Regions from separate parts of the Homo sapiens genome. Here region 2 is linked to region 1. The links are chromatin loops, found by intact Hi-C in ENCODE. Cell type or tissue: body of pancreas. All regions are shown on one strand. Links, peaks and the distances in the headings refer to the core of each region. The heading gives the core; the rest is flanking DNA. Region 1 overlaps ERN1 (endoplasmic reticulum to nucleus signaling 1). Region 2 overlaps ERN1 (endoplasmic reticulum to nucleus signaling 1).

Region 1 (8,363 bases), core at 120-8,119:
TCCTCCAGAAGATTAGACAAGAAACAAACAGGAGCACCAACCTGTACATTACCCCAACACTAAGTGACGTGGTGCTATTTGGAGTGCAGGAAGGGATCTAGTCTACGAGAGTACAGTGGTCAGGGAAGGCCCTAGGCCCTATACAAGACAGGTGAGCGAGAGCCGATGAAACCACACCACGGTGTGTGGCAACTTACGAGGCCTCCATCTCCCTTGCTCTGCTCTATGTTTCTCCCCTGCAACCCCTGCAGAATTTTATCACCTTATCACATTCTATATAATGTATTTACCATGCTGTTGTCTATCCCAACCAACTAGGTAGAAGTTCCATGAGGGCGGGGGTCTTTGTTTTGTTCATGTTTCCCAAGCATCTCAAACAGTGCTTGGCATAAAATATGTACTCAAAAAGTTGATAAATAAATGGATGAACAGATGAAATTCACTACATTCAAGAGCTAGGAAGCTGGGAGGCTCAAAGCAAAGCAGCCCTCCCATCTTCTACCTCCCCGTATGAGGCTGCACCAGAAAAAGAGGCGGCTGGGGGACTAGTCGCTTTCACCTAAATGGTGATCCTAATTTGGGAAGACATTTGGAAACAGGCCCACCAAAGAGATTTTCTGGTTCCGTTGCTTTGTTTTACAGATGAGGAAGCAGAGGGGGAAATAACTCATTTGCCCAAAGTTGCACAGCTAGCTAGTACAGAACCTCCGGACTCTCACTTGCTGAAAGAATGCATACAATTTCATCATATGGGGCAAACACACATATAGAAACAAGATACTGGCCCTATGATTACATTTAAAAACAGCTAAAATGATTTTACATTTAAAAACAGCTAAATGCCTATCTGCTCAAGGAGTGCAGAACTGGTCTGCCACTTGGGATTTCCTTTAAGCATTAAGTTAAATTAGGAAACAGCCCTGGTGCTGGAGTCCACACAGCGCTTTCAGGCCAGGTGCCAAGCCCCATTCCAAGGTTGTATTCAAAGAGCGGGCTCCCAATTCTACTGACATTTGTCAACTTGGTTCCAGCAGAGTTTTGGATTTGGTCCAGCCCACTCAATGTGATGCTTGAAAGCAAGTGTCCTCCTGTTTCTAAACCAGCTAATAAAGATCCTCTGAGAAACAACTGAGATGGGTCCGGGAGCTGAGACAACTGACTGGTCCTCTCCTGTGTTCTACAGTTGGGCTTGTCAGCTCGGCACCTGCTATAAAAACCCTTCGAGGGAACTCTGCCTGACTCAGGCAATGAGGCTAATAGCCAGCTCTCACATGAAAAGGGGAAGGGAGTGTCACAGCCTGCACCCTCCCACCATTTGCTTCCAAAACATATGTTCCCACCCTGATAGGAAAGTTCCTGTTGGTTCACAAGCTTCTTCTTGTGCTTTAACTAACTCACTCCTTCTACAAATCCCTTCTCCTCACTCGCAATGGCTATTTCATTTTTGTTATGGAAGGTTCTTTTAAAACCATGAAGATGATTTTACCCATCAGGATACTGTGAAGGAGCCTGGAAAACAACATTGTTTTGATTTCTTAAGCCTCTTAATATATGGAAAAGGCAATAAACAAATATATAAATAAATAAACAAGCATAAGTCGGGTAACTTTAAATAAACATTTAAACATCTTACAATTCAGTAACTAAATATGTTTTAATATAAGGCCTATTAGTTAAAGCTGATAAAAGCAATTTCAACAGTTTGTATTCAAAGGAAAAAATCCATTAAATTACCTGCTCTTTAAAAGTTGAATGATATAGTACAGTAGAGAAAATGTAATATTAGGTTCCTTTTTTTCTAGGTTTTTTTTTTTTTTTTTTTTTTTTTTTTTGAGATTGAGTTTCACTCTTGTTCCCCAGGCTGGAGTGCAGTGGTGGGATCTTGGCTCACTGCAACCTCTGCCTCCTGGGTTCAAGCAATTCTCCTGCCTCAGCCTCCCAAGCAGCTGGGATTACAGGCACGCGCCACCACGCCTGGCTAATTTTTGTCATTTTTTTAGTAGAGACGGGGTTTCACCATGTTGGCCAGGCTGATCTCCAACTCCTGACCTCAGATGATCCGCCCGTCTCAGCCTCCCAAAGTGCTGGGATTACAGGCATGAGCCACCACGCCTAGAACTAGAAATAAAGTTAGAACTTTATTTCTAGTTCTAACACTAACTAGCGGACTCTATCAATCCTAACCTCTCTGTAAAATGAGCCAAATGCTGTGTCTAGTCTGGTCCCGTGCTCTGTGACGTGACTGGGAATTTGGAGATGCATTTGTTCTTTCCAGGATTAAGGTACAAAAATTACTTGAAGGCCTCATCCTGGCTGCACATCAGAGTCACTTGGGCCTTAAAACATTTTTTGCTGGTTTATTTGGTAGAGATGGGGTCTTTCATTGTTGCCCAGTCTGGTCTCAAACTCCTGACTTCAAGTGATCCTCTTGTCTTGGCCTCCCAAAGTGCTGGGATTACAGGTGTAAGCCACTGAGCCTGGCCTTAAACATTTTTTTTTTAAAAAAGAAAAGATGCCGGCCCCCACTCCCAGAGATTCCAATTTCATTCACATAGGATGGGGCCCCAGCACAGCGTTTTTAAAAAGCTCCCCAGGTGACTGAGTCATGGCTGGGAAGCACCGCCTCAAGTAACACATTCCTAGCCACAGTTGTGGCCCCCTGTACAGGTGATTCTCTCACTCCTAGTGGCCCCTCAGGAGTCATGGGCCATTTGCTTTAAGAGAAGAGAGATCTGATTTACCTTGGTCAACAAACTTCTCTGACTCAACTGGAGATCAATGACAATGTCAGGTTCTAGGGATGTGACAGCACTGTTTGTTCAGAGAATGTACAGAAAAATTCGGTTTCCATGACAGACACTCCTGCAGCCCAGACAAACAATTATTCCTTCATCTGACAGAGAGGGGGGAAATAATCCACTGGAGAATGGGATGGTTTTGAATTATAATTATAAATTAGTCTACTAACAAAGGAAGTCATGTTTAATACATGAGAGGACAACTCTGGGCCAAGGTTCATTTTTTTAACAGTGAAACATCATGCTGAGTGAAAAATGAAACTGACATGAAATAATCACAAACTGTTTACCTCATGGAGTTTGGCAATGGAAAAATTAATCTCATTACTGATAAGAAGAGCCCACCAAAAGAACACTACACACTATGGGTCACGTCCACCCAAGCAAATATCCTGAAAGCTCCTCTAGTTCTGTAGAAAGACACACAACTGGTGCAATCCCATTAAAGAATATAAAATATAGCTGAAGCAATACCTCCCACCCCCATCCACAACCCACTTGCTTGATGATATAATACAGCCCCTTTATTGGTCTTAATGAGTCTCAAAGAAGAATTCAATAAATATTTGCTGAGTGCCCCCTACAGTGGGTATAACCAGCATGCCACGTTAAATGCCACAGAGGATGCAACCATCAGCAAGCCAGGGTCCCTGCCTTCTCGGATGAACCAGCAAGGGAAGTGAGACACACTCCCAGGGGCACCTTCCTTCCCCCCTTGCTCCTTCCTTCCCTCATTAGTCTCCTCTGAGAGCTACCTAAGCTAACTTGAATCCCTCCATTGTGGTTTAAGAGCCAGAGTCACAGCCACTGTCTCTCTCCTGTCATCACAGACCTGCTCCCTGGTGCCAGAACTGCTTGGCAGGTGGCGCCTCTGCAAAGGCAAACACCCAGAACCAGCACGGTAATGCAAGAGTTCTATCTTTTCAGGACTTCTTGGTGAAGGCTGTGACTGAGCTAGAGAAGAGCGGCTTGGGTTAAAGGCCTCTAAGGAAAGAACTTTCAGTTTTGTTCTTTCAGACATATGACTAGGCGAGATGTTACTGAAAACATGCACCTGCTTGGATATTATTAGACTCCAAGCAAAGAAATTAGCTTAAACTGTGAATTAGGCTTAGCAGGCAATTTTTTGTTGTTGTTGTTGAGACGGAGTCTCTGTTGCCCAGGCTGGAGTGCAATGGCAGGATCTCAGCTCACTGCAACCTCCGCCTCCCAGGTTCAAGCGATTCTTCTGCCTCAGCCTCATGAGTAGCTGGGATTACAGGTGCCCGCCACCATGCCTGGCTAATTTTTGTATTTTTGTAGAGATGGGGTTTCACCATGTTGGCCAGGCTGGTCTTGAACTCCTGACCTTATGATCCGCCCGCCTCAGCTTCCTGAAGTGCTGGAATTACAGGCGTGAGCCACTGTGCCCAGCCGAGCAGGCTTTTAATCCCTACTCTCTCCATGATTGCTGGATTTGACTCTACAGTTGAAAATGGCCAATTTCCTTGATGGAGACTCTCAGGTGAAGGCAGCATTCCCATCTCAAAATGGCATCTTCGCACAACTGCAACAAAGGGTAGAAGGCCATGATTCTTAACGGAGGAAAAATAACATTATCTGGGTATTTTCCTGAAGCTTACAAGAAAGCCTACTGGCCTAGACCTTCTCTAGATCCTTCTCTCATGGCCACATAGTTTGGTCAGCTCCTCAGGGTATGACTGAGGGTAGCCAGACTGGTTTGTCCCAACATACGCACCAGAACATAAGCACTGCAGGGGCTTCTCTTCAAAGGGAGGTAGGAGGATCAAGTTTAAGGTTTGGTTCTGCCACTCACACATGACCCTGGACAGGTTACCAGCCCTTGCTGGTTGCCTTTTCCCATCTGTCTGCTCTGGAAGACAGAGCAGGGTAGTAATTTTTCTCAGCTTGGGAGAGGAGGGTAATGCCTGAGAGAGGGTGCCCCAAACACCACCCTCCTAGGTTCTGATGTGCTCATACTGTTACTGAGGGATGTGCGCCATATTTCTTATGTGCAGCTGGAAGGGGAAAAAATTGAGACTCATTGGACTACATGGCCGAGAGCCCATCAAGCAGTCTAATGCACTCTGATTCCAGTTATCTTGGGAGGCTACACATCTATTCATACATGCTTCTAGGGCTCAAAATATTTCTGGAATTCTTTGGAAATTCCCTTCAAAGAATATACTTTTGAATCCCCTAAATGGTAAAAATCCTGTTCACTTTAGGATGGATTTCATTTTAATAAATAGCTGAAAACCAAATCCAAGTGTCCTCAATAAATTGTGTGATCAAACTGGGTAATAACAATTTTGATCAAAAGTGTAGTGTGAATCATGTAAAAGTCCTATTAAGCAAAGACTGGAAGGAATTGGAGAATGTTTTAACTTGTATAAGGATAACTGGCTTAAGAGTAAATATTTGTTTTCAAAGGTTCGTTTTTGTTTTAAAGTTGAATTATTAAATGGGTTAGATAAGTTGTTAAATTTAACTGGAAATTTTTTTAAGACTGATTTCAATAACCCGTAAATTCACGCCAAAGGGTGATTATTTTGAAAGGGACATTTTTTTTGGAAGAATAAATTTGCAGGAAAAGCAAAACAAAACAAAAAATAAAACACCACAGATATTACATTTTATTTTTAATTTTTTGTTCCCTTTTTTTTTCCAGGTAGATAATCCCAGCAAAAGGTAGTACTTTATTATCAAGTGGTACTTAAATATTCCTAGGAAAAACAGCCACATGTTTTAAGAACTGCAGCCTCCAAAAGGGACAATCAATGTATCAACTCTGATTTATGAAGTCTTAAGGCAAAAGTTTTAAATGGCCTCACAACCGACCATACAAAGAATCTTATCTGTAGGAGGCGGGCCACCCTCAAAACCAGAGAATTATCCCGAGGTATTTCAGGGTGCTCATGGGTGCCACATCTCCTAGAAAGTTGATCTGAAACCACTGCAAACTAAAGGACCCCACAAATGAGTCATTTAACAAATCCAAATAAAACATTTTCTCAATAGCTTTTAGGTACAAAGGGTATCATCCAGAGACTGCCTTGGTTTATTTACATCTTCAAAATATAAACAAAATGTAAACATTCTATTTTCATCCAACTTTTAAAGTCTACGCTCCTAAAAGAAAGTGGCCACTGATAAAAGAAAATAGCATACTTTAAACCGCCTATCATAAAAACAATTTAAGGTTAGTTTTGTTTTTAAAACACTCAACATTGCTTAGGGCTGGGGGAGAGGGCTGTAAAATACTACATACAATCAGCAAATTTCAATTCTAGGAATCTATCTCCAGGAAATAACTAAGCACTTAAAACTCATTCAAGAGTTTAGCAACAAGAAAGTTCATTACATTGTTATAATTTTTATAATGAAAATAAAAACATATCTGTGTAGTGAAAAAATAAAAAAAAATAAAAACAGCCTCAATATCTAAATGATTGAGTGGTCAAATTATGGTACATCCATTCCATTCAGAGAAATACTACGCAGCCAATTAAGAATAATGTTGCAGAATTAAGCTGATTGACATAGATCTATATGTTCCAGTGTGGGGAAGAAAAGTATTACCTGTAAATATGTGCACAGAAAAAGCATCTGAAAGAACATATGTCAAGATATTAGATTAGTTATTAGAGAAATGCAAATCAAAGCTATAATGAGTTACCACTCCACATCCACCAGGATGGCTAAGATTAAAAAGATAGGTAATAACGAGTATCAGTGAGGGTATAAGAGACACTGTAACCCTCCTTCCTACATTGCAGGTGGGAATGTAAAATAGTGCAGCTGCCTTGGAAAACAGTCAGACAGTTCCTTGAAAGGTTAAACAAAGAGTTACCATATGACCCAACAATCTCTTTCCTAGATATATGCCCAAGAAGAGTGAAAATAAATGTCCACGCAAAAATTTGTACACAAATGTTCATGGCAGAATTATTAATAGTCCCAAAGCAGAAACAATCCAAATGTCCCTCAATGGATGGATGATATGGTTTGGCTCTGTGTCCCCACCCAAATCTCATCTTGTAGCTCCCACTATTCCCATGTGCTGTTGGAGGGACCCCGTGGGAGACAACTGAATCATGGGGATGGGTCTTTCCCGTGCTGTTCTTGTGATAGTGAATAAGTCTCACGAGATTTGATGGTATTAAAAATGGGAAGCTCCCTGCACAAGCTCTCTCTTTCCCTGCTGCCATCAACGTAAGATGTGACTTGCTCCTCCTTACCTTTTTTCATGATTGTGAGGCCTCCCCAGCCACGTGGAACTGTAAGTCCATTAAACCTACTTCTTTTGTAAATTGCCCAGTCTCGGGTATGTCTTTATCAGCAGCATGAAAATGGACTAATACAATGGATAAATAAAATGTGGTATATTCATATAATGGAATATTATTCAGCAATAAAAAGGAACAAAGTACTGACACATGTTATTATACAACATGGATGAACCTTGAGAACATGATGCTAAGTTAAAGAGGCCAGTTACAAAAGACCACATAATGTATGATTCCATTTATATAAGAGGTCCAGAATAGGCAAATTTATAGACAGAAAGTAGATTTGTGGTTGCCAAGGACTAGGAGGTTTGGGGGGAAACGGTGTGTAACAGCTAATAGGTATGAAGTTTATTTCTGGGATGATGAAAATGTTCTAAAATGGACTGTGGTGATGACTGCAGAATTCTGTCAATATACTAAAACCCACCGAATTGTACACTTTAAATGGGTGAATTGTGATGATAGGTGAATTATATCTCAATAAAATTGTTTAAAATCTTCATAGAGGTAATGTTTGGAAAATAAGATAATAGAAGGCTTGTTTTTTATTTTTTAATTTAGGCTTATCTATCCTTTCTAACTTTTCTACAATGAATATGATTACTTTGAGATAATGCCTCAAAAAAAAATATCTTCCCCTGTTATCATACAGAAAGCACCAAACATAAAATAATTGAAAAAATGAAAATACCCCTTTCTTTATGATCCCTATGGCCACAGCAAGATGACTGGCAGGCAAAGCTCGGCTTATTACCACATCAACCCTGATCAGTTATAACCCCAGTCCCCAACCCACGGCTGGGCACAGAAGCTCAATGTTTTTTGTTTTTTGTTTTTCTTTTTGAGACAGAGTCTCGCTCTGTTGCCAAGGCTGCAGTGCAGTGGTGTGATCTCAGCTCACTGCAACCTCTACCTCCCAGGTTCAAGCGATTCTCCTGCCTCGGCCTCCCGAGTAGCTGGGATTACAGGTGCATGCCACCTTGCCCAGCTAATTTTTGTATTTTTAGTACAGACGGAGTTTTGCCATGTTGGCCAGGCTGCTCTCGAACGCCTGACCTCAAGTGATTCACCCGCCTTGGCCTCCTAAAGTGCTGGGATTACAGGCGCAAACCACCAAGCCCGGCTGAGAAGCTCAATGTTTTTTTACATGGATGATGGTTTACTAAGGTGCTACTAAAGTGACAAATGTGATGGTGTACTCAGAACATTTTCTACCGGGTTACAGAAGATGTTCTGTGGGGAAAAAGTGAACAAAAATAGATAACATCGTATT
Region 2 (8,363 bases), core at 37-8,036, 57 kb before region 1:
CATGGCAGAATACAGTATTCCAAGTCTCCTACTGAGGAGTGAAGAAGTATCCTTGCATGACAGGGATCAGGACATTTGGGAGGCACCAGACGCAAGGCTCGTGGGGCTGCATGGGCCCGATCCACAGGTGAAGTATGATGAGGCTTCATTAAAAGTTCAAGGAGTTCTCCTTTCAATGCTTTTTCCTGTAACATCACTCTTCTATGGCCGCCGAATTCCCATCTTGGTATTTAAATTGCTCAGGTGGAGTTCCAGTCCTACTATTATCTAAATGTGAGCTTCCATCGGGGAAAGTGGTACATTACTTGCGAGAAAGCAGTAGGACACACCTGCTAGATGGATGGGGCCATAGCTTGCTCCACGTTCATTTGCTGTTCACTACACAACTATCGCATGGCTACTGAGCATTCATTACACATTTATTGAGCATCTATTGTGTGCAAATTGCTGTAAGAGATACAAAGCTGACTAGAATAGGGAACTGGGATTTGATAGGGCTTGATAATCCATTCAGCTCTAAAAATGAGTCCACATACTGCCCCAAAGAGCCAGGTCACTGTTTCAGATTAGGCTGCCAGTAGCCTGGCTGACTTTCCTTTCTGTTCTCTGGCTATGAGCAGATCTCACTCTGACTCACGTCTCTTTCACCTTATGATCTTTCCATTGTTCCCCTAAACCTATCAAAGATTTCATGACATACATGCCAAGATGACAACAAACAGGAACTAGTCTAAGCTGTGTACATTTCTTGATCTGGAAAATTCCTCTTTGAGTTCCCATCTTTAGGTCAGTTCTCTATCTACAACATAATATCATTCTTTAAGGGAAACCTACTTTTGTTTTGAGCCACCACTAGTTTCTCTTGTGTACCAAGGAGCTCTGAGACATGCTTTGCTTGGGAGCAGGATTTCTCCACTTGTGGTCTGCCCACTTCAGACCACTGAATCAGACTTGCTGGTAGGGCCCAGGAATCCGAATGTGAGTATGTGCGGGTAACTCTGAGGCTCACTAACAAGAGACCTACGGTCTAAGAAAAGTGAGGTGTTCTTCCACATGCCACGCTGTGCAGCAGTGTCCTGCCCTTCCCACAACACCCACTCAGTGCTCAGGGTCCTACCTGTCTGGTAGGACACCTGCCAAGAGACTGCTATGGAAGGCATTAGCCTGAATCCCCCTAGTTCTTCTGTCAACCTTCTTGTAAACAGGCTTCTCCTGGAGCTGGGCCTTCACTGATATCACGCTGTACACACTGGACCAACCACTGTACAACCTTACTCATGAGACCACTAAATATTTTGTACAAATATTACCTGGTCTCCTTGATGTATTCATCTATCATTATCTCTTAGGTCCAGATTCCAGAGCAAAAAGCAGATGGCTAGGCCCTGCCCCAGACCTACTGAATCAGGCTCTCCCGGGCTTATATATGCCTAGTTAACTAAGCTCTGATGCCGAAAGCACCCAAGGTCAGGGCCATGGCTTTGGGGCAACCCACAGACCATGCCTCTCAAGCTAATTGGATCCTTGTATTTTCACGATTAATGACAACCTGGAATATCTTTAATGCTTTCCACAAAGAGAAAATGAAAGGACATATCTGGACATAGTAGGGCATATCCTTTTACTTGTGGCCCTCGTCAACAGGAGACACTGCCATAGTCTCAGTGCCATATTTTAAGATGACGAGCTTTGGAGGTCCTCAGAAGAGGCTTTCGAATTGTGGGATCCTTACACTTAATAGATTCCTTATACTTTGCTGTTTTCGCAGTTTCCTTACTTGGACAACCTTTCCATTTTAAAGGGATCTCATTTTACAAGTTAACCATGAAGACTCCCTGCCCCCATATTTTCTGTATTCTCATATATACACATTTCCTTAATTCCACTTCTTAATCACTGGTGGGCAGTCTGTGAGCCCCTTAACTGGCACATAATGCTGAGCAGCCTTGTAATTGCAATGACCTCTTCTCATTAGCTATTTTTTTCTCACCATGGGCCTATTCATACATGCTCCTCCAACTACTTCTGTTAATAAAAACGTATTATTATTTTGTCATCTCCTTTACCCGTTATTTGGTAAAAATAAAATAAAAATGGCTACAAGGAAACAGGATGAAAAAAGAAATGGACCTTGACAATCTATAAAGGAAGCGAGCAGGGCTCAAGGATACCTGGTTTCCCCCCATAATACCTGGTTACACACATCCCCACCTACACCGCACTGCCTGGCAGATCCTGCTGTTTCCTGGTCCCCACATGCTCCCAGCTGCCCCACATCTCTTTTCCAGAGCCCCAGCCCTGACCTCTTTCTCCCCTAGTACCTGTCACCAGCAAGCACGACAGGAAGAGAACAGAGAGAAGAAACTGCACCGGCCCCTGGGTGCTCCAGCACCCGACTGACCTCCTGCCCTGCTCTGCCCCTACTGGGGCTGGGAGGTGGCAGAACAGTGAGGGATGGGGCACAGGAAGGGCAGATGGGGTTCAAGAAAACTCCCTCCTGCTCTAATGACTTGGCACACTTGCCAGGAACACAGCTCTTCTCACTTCCGCCTTCGTTTGTCACACTCACTGCCAACTCAAGAAGTGTCATCTCAACTTATCTCTCTTGGGACAGGGCCTCTAGTTCAATCCCTGGCCATTAGTGATGGCAGCAAAAACAAGAGAAAGAGGAAAAAAGGGACCTTCCCACACACCTGGGATGACACTGCCCTAGAACCACAACCAGCCCCTGACTCTGCTGCTCTCAATCCATCCTGGGATTTAATCCCTCCCGGGTCCTCAGCCCTCGCCTCTCCAACCCCTCACCCTCATGCCCACGTGGACTCCAAGTTAATTCTTCCATAGAAACAGTCTCAGTTTTCTTAACTATAAAATGGAAATGACAAGGGTACCTACCTCACACAGGGTTGCTGTGAGGAGTGAGGAAATGCATTCTAAAGGGCTTAATGTCGGATACTCACACAAGGTTTACATTAATTTAGTACCTGAGTTTTGGAACATTAAACAGTTTTCAAAAACTGACTCAGAAACACAGCTACCTTGTTGATTTTCCTTGGGGGTAAAAATGTCCCAAGGTCTCAGGGGCCAGCCGGGAAGGGCTCTGAGCACAAGGCCTTCCGAGCTCAGTACGGTGTAACTACCAGGGCCGGCGGTCGCCCACCAGGAGGCAGCACGCTGTCACCTCAGGCTACTGTGGGAGACCTGCTCTTACCTATCAGAAGCCAGTAATTCCTCAAGTAGTTGAGCTTGTTCTTGCTTTTGAGTCCGGGATCAAACTTGACGTCCGTGCTGGGCGTGATCACACACTCCCCCTTGTCCCCAATGGTGACGCCATCAGTCTGGGGCCCTTCCAGCAAAGGAAGTGTGCTGCCGCGGGGCTGTGGAGAGGGTGCAGTGAGGGTCAGGAGCCCTGGAGGGAGAGCGGGTCCCACGGCACACCATCCCAGCCACTGTCCTGAAAGGTGAGCAATTTCTAGTGCAGGGCTAGTCCAGGACAGAGCAAGACACAAAGGCCCAAAGTCTGGGCAAAGAAGCTTCTCCCTCAGGATGTGACAAGCTGCACTGATGTCTTTATGGACGTCTTTTTAGATTCTTATGTCTGGGTACTGGGGAACAAGAAGTGTGTGTGTAGAACTCCAAGAAGCTATTATGAGAAGCAGACATAAGTGAAGGAGAATGAATGGATATCTCTGTTAGTCACAATCTACGCAACCAATGGGGCGGAATAAAGTCCAGCCACACGCCCAGTGCTGGCTCAGGTGCTGCTGGAACTATGACAGAGGCAGGCGCTGTCTATTCACAGAAGCAGCCGCCCAAATCACTGGGAAGACAAGAGAGCCAACCACACAGCCCAAGCATTGTAGGGATCAGGACAAACAGCTAGGATTATGACGCCTTGGACTTTCAGAGACAGAATGCTTGAGGCAGGCTTGTGAGGCCCAAGGAGGCTCGGCGAGATTGCAAAAGCATGCAAAGGGTTTGAGTAGGGAAAAGGAAGAAGAAAGGGCATTTGAAGTGTGAGGTGAGGAGCAGCCTGAACAAAGGCCCCGGGGAAAGATGAACATGGGGCTTGTAGAAGTCAGGGAGAAGGTGCACATGGTTGGGCCACGCAACTCACATAGAGAAACTAACAGGGTGGAGGAAGGGCATCGTGGGACTGGATGAAGCAGGGCCATGAACACCAGCCTGGGGAGTTTAGATTTGATCACAAAAGCAAAAGGGAATAATCAGGGATTCCTCGGCTTTAAGAAGCTGTTTTTGTCATGTATCTTTCTTTCAAAGTAGAATGTGGCATGTGCAGAAACTGTTTTTGAGAACTTAAGATTTGTGTTTTTCATTCTTAACCTGCAGGATGCTCATGCATAGCAAAGTCATTCTTTGCTAAAATGGAACAGAAGTGGTTAGGCAGCTGCGAGCCCTCCGTAGTGGACTTACCACGACAGCAACCCCCTCGTGTACCATTGAGGGAGAGGCATAGAGGCTGGTAGAGTATTTCCCAACATACAGAGTGGGCCTAGGAGAAAAACAGATACATGCATTCCAGAGTCATTGAATTTCCAGATCCCACAGAAGGGAGTAATCATCACCCCAAATACCACCCGCAGGGATGACCACATTAACCCCCCAGACATGGAGGAACGCAGTAGGGGTGTGAAGCTAGGGGCACTGCCCTGGGAACAGGACCACAGGACTTCATCCCAGCTGTCACTCACTGCAGAAACATGGACAAGCCACCTAATGGCAAGCCTCAGCAAAATCGCAGGGCTGGACTAGACGATGCCCATGATGCCTGCAGAAAGGACTACGCCCAGTGGCCACAGAGGAGACTGAGTGCTTACTACCACCGCCGAGGCCCCTCAGATGACTCTCTACAACACACTTTCACTCCAGCGATCACTCCAGCGACCACCAGAACTACCCCCATTCTGCCTTGTGCTTTCTAAGGATCCTGGAGGTTTTACAGAACTCCTGAGAAATGGTCAGCTGCTCTACTCTGGATGCTGAGAGCAAAAGGGATGCATAAGAAATTCCAGACTTGGTGAGACTTCTGGTTCCCCAGCTGTGTAGTCTGTCCCCATGTGGGACATCAGGGAGACAGAAAATGGTGAGAGCTACACCTCCTGGCCCTTCTGCTTACTGTCAAGAGCCCACCTGGGATCGGTCATCCACTACATTATCTAAACCTCTCTCAACGAATACCTTACATTTGAATGCTGTTTTACAATCTAAACACTTGCCGGCATATTATCTTGTTTGATCTTCCACACAACTCTATATATAAAGTAGGAAACTGAGGCTTGGGGAGTTTAAGTGACTCGGTGATAGGCTATGAAGAGGGGGATGGAGAACAGAAGCCTGCTGAGTCTTGGACACACACACACACTGTAACTATTTTTTCTGATTTTTAAAATGAATATAACCTAAAAACTTAGAAAATATAGAAAGTTAAAAAAATAAATCTCTTGCATCCCTACCACCTAAGATAGATCCAAACTATACTTACACTGGCAGTCTCTTTCCTATACCTTTATTTGTGTGTGTGTGGTGGCAGGGGGAGGGTCTTGCCATGTTGCCCAGGTTGGCCTCAAACTCCTGTGCTCAAACAATCCTCCCACCTCAGCCTCTCAAGTAGCTGGAATTACAGGTGTATGCCATGGTGCCCGACACCTCCCATCCATGATTTTTATGTAATATTTAATAACTCTGAAGTGTTAATGGGTGCCCCTCAGCTCTTGTATTCTGAGGTTTCCAAATGAAACAGTCTTGGCTCTGAATATTCCTCATGGCTTCAGAGACTGCCCTGTCTTTGGCCTCCCGTGCAGGGCCTGCTACACTGCAACAGCACCAGAACACGAAGGCCACGGCCGCCCTCTCCTTCCCCGAGCTCCCAACTCACGTCAGCTTGCTCTTGGCCTCTGTCTCCTTGGGGAACGGGTACTTCCACTTTGTGATGCGCCCCACCTCCCCAGACATGAAGGTCAGATAGCGCAGGGTCTCCACAGCGACATTGATGTGCATCACCTTCCTCAGACCCTCCCGCTGCCAGACATAAAAGGCCACCACAGGGGAGGCGTAGTTTTGGATCCACAGGACGTCCCCAGATTCACTGTCCACAGTCACCACCAGCCCATCACCATTGGACACAAAGTGGGACATCTCTGTACAGATCAAATAAACAAAGCATGCTGAGTCTCACCCCATCTTGCAACCACATCCTCTACTCTTGTGGCAGGCTCTAGTCACTCAGTTAGAGGAAACAAGACTTCTGGAATATTCTCAGATCTCCTCTGAGCAATTTCACTTGTTTCCAATGAACTCGCTTAGTCTCTGTAATATCAAGACACTGAGAGCTGGCTGGCGTATAAACACAAGCCAGGATCACTCTCCCAAAGGCAATTTATTTGGTGATGTTCTTTAACACTCTATTCAATAAGTGAGAGTAAATACTGAGGAGGAAGGAGCCAGTGGAGATGCCTATTAATCTGGCATTTCATAGCAGTCACTTGAAACCCATCGATCAAACTGAAAGTCAGGGACAGCTGTGGTGGCTCATGTCTATAAGCCCAAGAATTTGGGAGGCTGAGGTAGGAAGATCACTTGAGTCCAGGACTTCAAGACCAGCCTGGGCAACATAGTGAGACCCCCGTCTCTACAAAAAAAAAAAAAAAAAAAAATTAGCCAGGTAGGTGGGGGAGTGGCGGTACGTGCCTGTGGTCCCAGCTACTCAGTAGGCTGAGGTGGGAAGATCGCTTGAGCCTAGGAGTTTCAGGCTGCAGTGAGCCCTGACTGCACTCCTGCACACATCCTGGGGAACAGAGGGAGAACTTGCCTCAAAAAAAAAAACAACAAAAAAACACCCTGAAAGTCAGACCTGAACCACTGACACTGTCCCATCAGATTCACAAAGGAGTCCTCAGAGAAAAACGAAAATATTCTAGGTCCTTGACAAGAAAAAGCAGAGTCCAACTTTGATACCAATGTTAAGGTGGCAAATTGGTTTTTAGTTTTCATTTGAGTTGGGTGAATGTTAACTGCAGAAATAACTAGGGATGAGTCACATTTGCAGAGTGGCCTTCTTGACAGGGTTGTTAATGTCCTATGCTGATTTTACTTCTACTTTCCATGGGCTTGCAGTAAATTCCTTCTGTGACATAGAAAGACTCAACGAGGGATGTCCTCCTTCCTCTCTGGCTAAGCTTGTCACCATTTTACTTCGGTTTCCCTTCAGACTTCACCAAGGCCCCTGCACATTGACTGTGGGAAGTATTTATGATAAGCCCATGAAAAGTCCATGGAAAGAAAGAACCTGGTGACAAAGAGTATCTTAAAAGAAAATCCTACTTTCTGGAGCCACTGTTTCCACATAGGTCAAAAGTACTGGCCCAAGCTTGTGAAATCCAGCAGAGAGCACTTACTGTAGTCCACGTCGTCCTCAGGCAGTGAGGCCGCATAGTCAAAGTAGGTGGCATTCCACCGGAGCTCTCGGGTTTTGGTGTCGTACATGGTGATGGTGTATTCTAAAGAACACAGACCAGCCAGCCCATTACCACGGAGGGGCCATAGTACCTACTGAGGTGTGGTCCTTATCTAATTATAACAAACAAATCCTCCCTAAACTGTAGGCCAAAAAGTCCAGACTATCCATGTCGATAGAGAAAGGCAATGTGAGGAGAACTGAAGGCCCAGACACATGAGTGAAACTGGCTGACAGCATGTGGAAGCAGAGACGACCCACCCTCGCTATGCCCTTGGACTCATGGCTCACAGAAGTGTAAGCAATAGAATGTTGTTGTTAGCCATTAAGCTTCGGGGTGCCTTATTACATAGCAATGGATTGCTGACAATTAAAAATTGGCACCTTGAAGCAGGATGGCGCCATAACAAACACCTAAAACATGTGGCATTGACTTTAGGACCAGCTGGCAGGTGGAGGCTGGGAGGCTGATAAAAAGGTTGGTGGAGACTTGCTAGTGCAGAGGGGGCACTGCTATTGAAAATGGAAAAGGGGTGACCCAGCTTGTGGAGGGTGCCATGATGAGCATGACTATTGCTTGCAGTAACTTGGAAGACAGAAAAAGTACCTAATCAACTCAGGGATCCAACTAAGGAGATTTCCAGACAGAAGGCAGAAAATGTTGAATGGTTTCTCTTAGCTGTCTATGATATATTGTGAGACAAATGAGCTGAGGAAGAAATCATTCAGCAGAATACAGAGGAACTATAAAGGGTCCAGGACTGAATATCGCTGGAAAAGATTCTCAATATAAAAAATAACTTTAGGGAAAAGATCAAATCCAGGGTACTGCCAGCAACAAAAAATGGGCTCAGGGTAAAGATCAACCAAATCAAAGTTGAAGCTGTAA

Evidence for each region. Hi-C counts contacts between places; a loop is a spot of excess contacts. Peaks named below come from ENCODE experiments on the same cell type or tissue, not always from the same donor. Only the 100,000 strongest peaks of a DNase experiment are listed, where the experiment ranks them.
Region 2: it touches region 1 in a loop (2.2-fold over the local background); 79 of 110 quality-filtered maps call a loop at or near these places.

Annotation. Positions count from the first base shown.
Region 1 is chr17:64,117,574-64,125,936 of GRCh38, forward strand. All of the region lies in intron 1 of ERN1 (endoplasmic reticulum to nucleus signaling 1), which reads right to left. Among named protein-coding and RNA genes, the nearest start is that of ERN1, 8.4 kb to the right of the region's middle. RefSeq lists enhancers at 3,465-3,524, 3,755-3,894. In body of pancreas, for the core only: no CTCF peak of the experiment used is centred there; DNase peaks (open chromatin) are centred at 968, 1,228 and 3,668; H3K27ac peaks cover 4,266 bases.
Region 2 is chr17:64,060,775-64,069,137 of GRCh38, forward strand. ERN1 (endoplasmic reticulum to nucleus signaling 1) reads right to left here. Exons shown (of 22, transcript NM_001433.5): 7 at 7,416-7,517; 8 at 5,897-6,158; 9 at 4,435-4,513; 10 at 3,212-3,377. Among named protein-coding and RNA genes, the nearest start is that of ICAM2, 44 kb to the left of the region's middle. RefSeq lists enhancers at 2,240-2,309, 3,320-3,369. In body of pancreas, for the core only: a CTCF peak has its summit at 3,168 (motif pointing right); DNase peaks (open chromatin) are centred at 3,177 and 3,767; H3K27ac peaks cover 4,012 bases.